2 separate regions of the Mus musculus genome follow, and region 1 is linked to region 2. The links are chromatin loops, found by intact Hi-C in ENCODE. Cell type or tissue: gastrocnemius. All regions are shown on one strand. Links, peaks and the distances in the headings refer to the core of each region. The heading gives the core; the rest is flanking DNA. Region 1 holds the start of Mir344-2 (microRNA 344-2). Region 2 has its middle 22 kb from the start of Mir344g.

Region 1 (5,402 bases), core at 318-5,317, 63 kb before region 2:
TTTAAGCAAACACATCTGTAATTAAGTAAGAATAGTCGCATTAAGTCTGATATTTGGCTACTGCACCATCAGTACTAAGAACAACGACAAAAAAAAAAAAATCAAACACGCACACAAGTAAATGTAGACTAGAACTTTTTTGTGTTATTGTTTATTTCTCCTTTAAAATTATGAAGACCCAGGTATTATATGGGGCAGTACAATGAAACATGATTCATAAAAGTATCCTCAATTAACAAAATCATATTTTAGCTACCCAGTGTTTAGAACTATGACAGTTAGCAGGGGGCAGGAATCTAGTTGCTGGCTCTGAGTCAAGGAGGCCTCTATGGAAGTGAATCAATCCATCAGGAAACTAAGCCATGTGAGCTGCCATGATGACTGTGAACAATAGCAACAAGATGGTGCAGCACATTAACTACAGGATGAGAGGCATCCTGCAAAATGGCTAGATCTTTACTGGACCTTCAAAGCATTTGACAAGCATATGAATTTATCTTCTGTGTCTGTGATGAGTTCAGGAAGATTAAGCTAAAGAACTCCAAACAAGCAGAAATAGAAGAGAAGTGAGTCATTGTTCTGGTGTTGCTTTATGGGGGAGAACCTGGTCTACACGACAGTAGAAGGACCTCCTCCTCCTAAAGATACTGGCATTGCCCGAGTGCCAATTGTTGAAGCTGCTGGATGGCCAGGTATTCTCAAGGCTGCTAGAAGAGGAATCCCATCTGGTGTTCCCATGCCCCAAGTTCCTGTAGGTTTTTCTGGGCTAGTATGAGATATTGGAGGGTCATCCCAGAAGGTGATGACCCCACAAGGAAGAGTTACTGTTGCAGCTGCAGCCAGAGCCAGTAATGCAGGAGTCTCAACTCAGTACACACCTGGTAATGGGTGTCCTCCTCCACCTATGGGTAAAGGGGTCTCCTCCAGGTATAATGGGCCCATGTCCTGGCAAGAGGTCTCCCATTCGTGCCCCAATGGGATCCCTCCTGGCTGAGGAACTCCAATGGGTATGACCCCTTCCTGGGATGTAAACTCCTTCTCCAGGAATGCAGGTATGCTCTGATCTTCACACAGCATTATGTCAGTAGCTTCATAGAGGTGCGGCCCCTATTTTCCAGAGCCAGATTAACAGAGACATCTTTGCTTTTTATGCTGTGAGTAGAGTCTTACTGGATTGTGTGGTTTCCCTTTCAGGGCCCCTCCTTGAGAAATTTGCCCTCCAAGACTCATCTTGGATCTCCTCAGATACTTTTCTGTTTTTTAAAAGGCTATATGTAATCTAATTTCCTGTGTGGCCTATGAAGCTAATAATAAACTGTGAGAATGTTAAAAAATTATTATAGTCATTATCAGGCTTGATAATGAGCAACACAAAGCACTTTAATTTCATAAACACAAGGGATGTATCACAGAGAAGTGATTGGTGAAAAGGTAATGCTAATGAGATGCTGGCCAGTCAATGGATATTCATTTTCAAATAGTGACAAAGAAATTTGCTGAGTACATTTATTTAAGTGAGAGTATAAAACAGAAATCTGATTCCACTGAGAGATAAGTGATTTTCAAATATTCATGTGCCTTGCTGGAGTTCATAGGATGAATGGTACAGGCAGATAGGGTATGTGTTTGCAAAAGCAAAATGACAGTTAAACCTTACTCCAAAACCCTGATCTTAATGCAATTTTGCTATGCCAAGTGCCATTGATATCACTGGGAGGCCTGCTCATTTCTGAAGTGAAATGGACATGCAGAGGAGAAGGGGGCAGAGGGGTCCAGAGCAAGGGGCAGGAGCAGACTCTGTGGCTGGGAAGAGAGAACAACAAATAAACAAAACAAAACAAAACAAAACAAAACAAAACAAAACAAAACAAAACAAAAACAGTTGAACCTCTGAAACCCTGAAACGCAGCATGTCCCCAAGAAAATGTAAGGAACAGATTTCAAACTGTATCACGTTCCTTGCCTTTTTCTTCAGGACTACAGGACTGGGACAGGGATGCTAGATATTAAGCAGAACTAGTGGCTTCAGAAGCAGATTCACATTTCCTACACAGAAGCAGGAGCCTGTGACTAAAGCAGAAGTGTGAGGAATCCCAGAAAAAATCTCTGCCTGTGCCATTTATTGGCTCTGTCGCCTGCAAGGTTCAGGAGCAGTCCTCCTTTTCTTTTGCAGCTTACAGTCAGGCTTTGGCTAGATCAGGTACCAGTTGGTACCTGGAATCTAGCCAGGAGCCTGACTGGTAAAAACCCTGGCTGCAGAGATTTTTATTACCTCTGATTGCCTCTGATTGGAGGAGTACGTACATTCAAATAGAGAATGGACTGAGAACCAATCAGGAGAGAGATCTCAAACCCAGGCATGAAAAGCAAAAGCCTGCAAGCCTGCGGTAACCTTGGAGATCTTCACAAGAGCAGCTGATTCATTTATCTCTCCACCCAACCCCCGCCTTTGTGTTGCAGCAGAAGCAGGGAAAATGAAAGAGAAAAGCTAGAAAAAAAATAAAATTTAACCCTGAGTACTACTGGCTCTAATCAACAATCCACAAACCTGCCCGTTGTACTTAGAGCTAATCATGGATCCGGGTGCCTGGGAATGGATGCTGGCTATCTAGATGAAAGCCTCCATTTCTGTCTGTATCTTTCTGATTTTGAGTCTAGAATGCTATGTGCAGTGTGCTGCTGACTCTTTGTGATATGCTTGTGTCAGTTTCCCCAATGGCTATGATTATATGCTTGAATTATAACAGTACATGTTATATTTGTGTCTATTAGAGTGCCTTATCAAAAGCTGTTTTGGTTTGAAAAGGAAATCTTGCCTTTAAGCCCTACTTAAAATGTATCCAACTAGGGTATTTTTCACAATGTCATAATGATAAGGAAATAGCTTAATAGGTATTTATTTTATTAAAGATTTTTAAATAAATGTATATTCTGAACAATGTTGTGTAAGTGTAGGGAAGGTTTTTATGTGTGGTTGTCCATGTGTCTGCTGGAAAGCAGCAATCATTATTTCTCAGGGGCAATTGATATTCTTAACATTTTTATCCAAAACTAATATATGAAATAATGCATTTGAAAGAAGTATTTTCTCTCTTTAATAACAAATGAATTAATTTAAGACATCTGTGTGTGCATGGACCTGAGATCATCTACTGGCACATGGATTTCCTCTCCAGGCAAGCATCCCGAGAAAATCTGACTATCTTCTATCGATCATTGAATACAAAGAGCCAGTCTGACAGGAGATGGGATTCATGTGTTCTGCCTCTAGCCATGGCAAATTTAGACTGACAGGATATAGTATATGAATTATGCATACAATTACATATGATGGCAACTCATGAATGATATTATGCTTAGATATCAATCAACTAATGATCCAATGCATTGGCACTTGATGATTTGAAATAGTGTTTTTACAAGAAATGGAATTTGCCAAATAGCTTCACCTAATTGGCTAGTGAACCACTGAGCTCTTCCTGTCACCACTCCCCCGAGATATGCCAGGATTGCATGCTAATCATTCCTACATGCCTGCATTTCAATATGTGTGTGCTAGAAACAAACCCCAAAAGCATGTTTTCTCATACATATGTTTCTGACTATGCCATCTACCTAGCTGTACATAGTATAACCTTAAAAGCAAAAAAATGAATTAATGAATGTAGCTCAAAAACCACACAAATGTTCACATTTAGGTAGACATCGATTATTCTTCTCTAATTCTGACTATATACTTAGCATAATTCCAGTTTCAACTTTAGTGTGGTGAGCACACTGAACTAAAATCTTAAGATATGAGCAAGTGTCTGTAAAGTTCCTCTGTGATTCCCCACGCATAAAATGGAACAAGAACAGCACATAGGATTCTCCCATATTTTTCATCTCAGATTTTAGTAGAAATCCTCAACTTTATTGGCTTTCGTTTACAATAAGCTTCATTTATGAATTTATTACGATATGAAACCCTTATAGACAGTCCCTATGTCATTCAGACTGCTTGCTCTTTATTTATCTACTCTTCACAACTGTGCTGTGTTAATGTAAACACTGCAGCTAAGAGTGTGACAAAATTTCAAAGTAAACTGCCTGACTTTACCACCTTTTTCTAGTGATATAATTTGCTAAATTTTACCCATAGAATGTTATTAGTGTCTTGGTGCTCAAAGGCATATCTGAATTTTTAGGTATATCTTTGTTCAGCAATGCAGCCCTCTATCATGTTCAATAAGAAATGTTATGCCTAATACAATAAACATGGCCTACTACATAAGGCTAGTAGTATTGGTGATACTTAAGACATCTTTCAGCTGCTAATTTTCCTGAAATAGTATAGTATGATTTTAAAATGTGTTTTAAATATCTGTCCTTATACTCATAGACATAATTAGTTATAACCTTCAGGGAAACCTTCATTTAGCATCACACAATGACCACTACAGAATTCCACAGCTGTATAAACTTCAAAGAACCACTGACAGGGATGCGTCTGACGCAAATGATGATAGAACAAACTTCACAATTATTCCAACACAGACATAACACTGCCTAAGTGAAGCAAACAGATTGTAATATCCTGAGGAATAGGATGCCTACTGTGAAGGACGTGTTTTCTATGTAGAATAAGCAAGCTACACACATCAAATCTTAAAAATATGTGCATCTACAAAAGATAAAAAGAATGACACTACAAATTGGTATTCCCTCAAGGTGAGAAAGTATCATATCACATACTTGGCTGAAAAACCACAGGCAAATCATGGATGCTTAGAGGGAGAATAGATTTCTCCAAGAACGTATCTTATGATCATATATGTAATGTTCAGAATATAATATACACATCAAGGAGTACTTATGTATACATTTTTACATGAAATAAACAATGGTGATTTATAGAATATAATAAGCATTTAGATAATGTAGCAGGCATTGCATGGATAATGGTAGGAGAAGAAATGTTATAAATAAAGCAAATACAAAACTCAGGTAGGAAACACAAATAAATCAAAGAAGTTTATACCATATATACACACATATACATATGGAATTGGAATGAAATCACTTTGTATTTGGATAGATATTGCTCTCACAACTATAAATCTTATAATATGAAATCAAATCACTGGTTACACTAATGAGTTTTTGAGTGATTGGACATAGGGGCCGTTTAGTCTATTACTCAAACATCGAATACCATTCACAAAACTATAATTAAATATCTACATCATGATTTAGAGTTCCAGTTGCTGAAGATTCTACTTATTTATGTTATTGAAAATGTGAAATACATCTACTGCCCAATTAGAAGCTTCAAAGTTATGGACTGCATTTTATAAGGCTGAACATTAAGCTATATACTACTGGAGGAGAAAAGAAATCATCGGTGGAACAACAATATGAAC
Region 2 (5,402 bases), core at 227-5,226:
GAGAGAGAGAGAGAGAGAGCACAAATCACACAAGACTCAGAGAATATTGTGGAAGATTTCCAGAGCAGATGTAAGAACCAAAAGAACAGGATATGTGCTGTGAGAAAGTGTCTCCTAGATGACAGGAGAGCTGAACTCACAAAATCTCAACAATTATAATACCTAAACAAAAATAACAAAATGACATGACAATCTTCATCCAGTGTAAATGTTGGAACTCTCACAGGCCTTGATACTGGTTGAAAATCAACTGGTAATTAATGGATGCTAAGATACAATCAGTCTTCTTGGACAATGCCTTTTTTAATCTGAGAAATATCAAAGCATTATCCCTAAGCATGCATAAACACACACACACACACACAAATATACACAAAAGTGTGTATATGTATATTTGTATATGAATATATATATGTGTGTATGTATATGGCTAGAACCTATATATGTATAGTTCAAGTGATATATATATATATATATATATATATATATATATATATATAAATGTATCAGTATCAAATAATACACCAAATTAGTGTGAAGTGTTTTATAGTTTCATAGTGGTAAAGAAATAATAAAGAGGTATATAATTTTTTAAAAAGCTGTCAAAATATATTCATATTTTTGGCATTCATTTTTGAGCAGTATATGTGTATTTTATTACTGTGGGTAGCATATAACCTACAAGTCTATCAAAAACTAGAGGAGTACTTGAGATTTTTCTTAGGCATCACCTATCCTTTAAAACTCCTTTTTATATTAATATTTATTTGTAATATAATTGGAAAAATCTACCCCCCTTTTTCTCACTTTAAATTCTTACCCATGTCAACCAATATCCCATTGCAACTTCATGTGTATTCTTTTAACACATACTCTGTCCATACAGTGCTGTCTGTGTGTGCCTAGATGAAGGGACCACCTAATGGATCATGATTATCTTCTCAGGTCAAGTATCCCTGAAGAAAACTGACTCAATCCTCCTGAGGTCAACAAAATGGTACTAGCTTCTCAAACATATGTGCTGGCTTCATGAGCTATGCCTCTCACTATGCTGGTATTTTCTTGACTTGTTCTGATAGATCCATATTTTAGGAGTTTATGTATGCAAATATCCTGCCATGTCCAGCAAATACTATTTTTGGTTCAGAGATCCACTTACTTTGTCTGATTTGAAATAACATTTATTCCTGATCTGGATTTCATCATGGGGACTATGTCATCAGGAAAATACAGAGGTCTCTCTGTCCCTAAACAAAATTTACATTTAAGTAAATGATTGAATATAATTCAAGGAACTTCTCACTACACACTATATGTAATTCTCAAATTTTCATCCAGCTTATCTCAGATGCTATCCTCTAAGATCTACATCTAGTGTCAATTTTAGGTTTCTGAATACAGAACTAAAATCTCAGGAAATTAAAAATACCTGTGTTATTTCCCATTGACCACCAAAAATGTATTGGAACAATAATAGCACAGAAGATTCACCCATATATTATTTGTTATACATTAATCAATTCTTGTAAAAATTTTGCCAATGCTCATTCTAATTTCTAATAAGTTCTCAATGTCTTTCATCCTTAATTTGTATGAAGAGGTTACACTGTTCAAAAGGGATGCAACAATGTATTGCATAGTTTTTTTTTTAATATGGTTGGGTGGGAAATTTAGTATCTTTTAAGTATTATAAGTAAGCATTCCAAATCATATTTTAGAACACATTTATTAAAAGAGAAATGTCATGTGCTATAATAAGGATTATTTCCTTCACCTTACCCACAATCATTCATCCCATTCAATTTCTGCTGGCAATAATTATTTTTAACATCTTCCATCTCTTACTGGCATGTCAGTCTTTCCCTTCATTTTGTTTTCTCTATATTCTTTTCTTCTTTTCCACTTATTATTTTAATTTATATATTCTCTGACAGCTAATTTTATTGTTTTGTTTCTGATATATATATGATAGTGAAAGTCCCAAGTACTTCTGAATATAGACTTGTTTTTCAAAAATCTAAATAAATCCCCATATAAAACTATCAATACTTGTGATCTGATCAGGCGATTAGAAAACAAGCATATTTATAGAGAGACAGACAGATAAAACAGAAGTGGGGAGGAAATCACAATAAGGATATCTAAAATGCCATACAGAATCACACTAAAAACTACAGATATAAAATCCATAATAAACATAAATCTATGACAAATAATACACATATGAAGTTTTCTCATGGAAGCAGACAATGTTCCTTCAACGAAACAAAAACAACAACCGGTATAAGTAGCCCTTGTTGATTTGCTCTTTCATTCTGTCAAAGGGATTGCAAAAGTAGAAAGAATTCCCTATGGCTGAAGACAACATATACTTCAGACACAGGGCATACAGATCCCTGAACACAAACTAACCTGAGTGATTTCAACCTTTGGACTAACTTTCAAGCTACCAGAAAATGCTTCACAAGACTGTAAAGGAAGGAAGCAAACATTCTAACAAGGTGTGATACCTATTAATCAAAATACAAACATAAGAAAATAAACCCAAATTGCTGTTATATCACATTTTCTTTGGCAGTAACTGACAACTCTTTAATTGTGCTTAAGACCTGCTCATCATGAGGAAATTTGTCCTTGGAAACTCAGTTAAATACTGAGTATTAGTGAGTTATGGATCCTTGAGATAAACCTACTATTCCTTCACATTTTACTTAACTAGCATAATCACTAACAACAATCTAATCATTTTATTTATAATTACAGATAATTATAGTTTTCAACCCCCATGAATAAAAATACTCTTTGAAATAGATGGTTCATCCAAACTAACTAGAATTCATGATGCTAGAATGTACTTTCAGTGCTGCTAAAGAATTCAACAATACAATCCAACTACTTTTTACCCTTTGATTTAGAATTGACCTTTGGTTTTAAATTATTTGAAGTCCTCACCTTATGTTTGATCAAGACAAAATGAGGAAAGGTATTTACCCCCTTGTTTTCTGTTTATTGAATACAATGGTGGATCATCATACACCTGACTGTCTGACTTGAAATAGAGTGATTTCTCTCACTGGAGGTTAATTTTATCATTAGATTATCATGTGTTCTTTTTAGGTCCTTTATTCTATTCATTCTCTGCAATTTCATTTCCTAGGACATTAGTAGCAGAAAAACAAAACAAAACAAAACAACAACAACAACAACAACAACCAAAAACCTTAAGGTTAGGAACATTTGCTCACCTTTAAAAAAAATGACCACTGTGGAGAAGGTATACCCTGCTAGCAGACAGACACCAGAAAAAACTCAGAATTGGGAACAGCAGGAGTGGAGCCAGCTCCCTGCCAAACTACCTGATCTGGAACAGGCAACCATGACACCACACTGAGAGGACCATGACAACCAGTCACTGTAGCATAAAAAAACTAATGGTAATAGGGTATCTAAGTATTTTCTGAGTGTTTAGCCAAAGAGCTTCCCTTCCTGGGCATTCTGTCTCTCAAAAAGTATTCCATCCCTGGTTCACCCCGAATAAGGTGTATGCATTAACATCTGCCATCAAGTAAAACAGTTTGGACAAGCAAGGACTGTTTCTTTCATAAAGTATTGCTTCAGGGGTATGGGTTTGGGAGAGGTCTTTGTTGTAAAGAGCCATTCCTGAATCTCCCAGAGAAAGCCTTTTCTCTTCCAAACCCTCTGTACTATCTGTACTCCCTTTGAAGCAAAACAGGTTCTGCCCTGGAGTGAGTTCAGCCATCCCTTTTCTGCTTGGCATTTAGATACACTCAGAGGAAGTGTAGACCTATGGAGCCCTGTTCTCAAGTCCCAGTAATACTTCAGTGGTGTACATAGCTATCTGGGAAGCTGAGCATCTGTCCCTGACCCCATTGTTTCTCACCTGGAGAAGCATGAACTAGTACCTCAATTATAGACTGTGTTCTGTCTTCCTTGAGCAGCTTGCCATTGGTGTTCAGTCACACCAGGGGCAAAGAAGACACCAAGCCTGGCAGACCACTACAAATAATATACAACACGGGAAGTTTTTTAACTTTACCAATTAATTGCAATTTAATTGGTATTAAATTTAATTGCAATTAATTGGTATTCCATGATTTGTATTCATGGTATTCCATGATTGAATGACACAGCATGCCTATACAAGGTCATTCAGAAGCTGGAATTCCAATGCCTTTACTATTTTCTACAGCATTCCTCAGAGAATCCTCTTTCAATGTGGGTCTGAAGAAGAAAAAAGACATTTCAGACAACCATATTCTAACTAACAGACGTATGGTGGGTATTTATACACAGACAGTGTGAACTTATAGGATTAATTCTTAAATATAAAATGTAAAAAATATAAAATATCAATTCATAAAATACAAACTTGATATGCATTTTTTCAACCTGAAGAGTTGTTACTAGACAACCCAATTGTGTGTTAATTTGTAAAAAAGGGCAACATTTCCTTTTCTCAACTTTTCTAAATTGCCTATATTTCTTTCTGTAGAGTTGTGACCTGGTGTACTCTGTCTAGTTTGATATATTCATTAGTGTCATTCTTATTTAGCTGATTTTTTGGCAGTTGTTTTGCTGAGACTTTATAGGTGGAATTATTTGTATTGCCATGAGAAACAGTATCATACATACTTCAAGATAATTTGGTCCTTACATTTTTTTCTGCTTCTTTTTCGGCAACATTACCTAAGGTTTATATGTGGTAGAGTTTTATAGATTTATCCACTAGTACTGTGCAAGGGCTTCAATGTAGCTGTCCTACAATCTATGATGGCTATGAAGCAAATCAAGGAACCGTATGTCAAAATAGCACTAAGGATGCAATAGGGGTATACATATCATGGAAGTAACCAAGAGTTCTTTCATTGCATTTATGATCTGCTTGACAGGAGGAATATGACACTGGTGTAGGAATCCTAGTTAACTATACACAGATTAGGAGAAATCATACTTATTGGAGTAGGACTTACAGCTACTAATTCATTAAACCAACATAATATACAACTACAGTATATAAACACACATAATATATACTCTCATACTCTCGTCAAGAAAATTTTCTTTTGCAATAGACGGAGATCATTACAGAGAATCATAAACAATCAAAATACAGAGTGGTGGAGCAGAGTCTCCCTCTCATCTTAATACCAACTTAGCCCATTTTGGCTACCTGCTTCTGAATGAAACTACAGAAATATACTGGATCATGGGGAGCTTCTGAGGTCCAACATCCTTCAAAAAAATCCGACACTTTCTTCTCCAATAGCCTATAAAATGCCATTATTTTGGTGATGCAAACGCCTATGATCACTGGCTTACATATTAAAGTGTTTCTCACTAAAATTTACAAAATAATATTGGTTGGCTAGTCATCACTACTA

What was found. Peaks named below come from ENCODE experiments on the same cell type or tissue, not always from the same donor. Only the 100,000 strongest peaks of a DNase experiment are listed, where the experiment ranks them.
Region 1: it touches region 2 in a loop (4-fold over the local background); 2 of 42 quality-filtered maps call a loop at or near these places.

The regions. Positions count from the first base shown.
Region 1 is chr7:61,937,860-61,943,261 of GRCm38, forward strand. It overlaps Mir344-2 (microRNA 344-2), which reads right to left and starts at 2,247; the gene lies at 2,168-2,247. It also overlaps the pseudogene Gm3257. In gastrocnemius, for the core only: no CTCF peak of the experiment used is centred there; DNase peaks (open chromatin) are centred at 881 and 2,275.
Region 2 is chr7:62,001,226-62,006,627 of GRCm38, forward strand. No RefSeq gene overlaps it. Among named protein-coding and RNA genes, the nearest start is that of Mir344g, 22 kb to the left of the region's middle. In gastrocnemius, for the core only: no CTCF peak of the experiment used is centred there; a DNase peak (open chromatin) is centred at 3,347.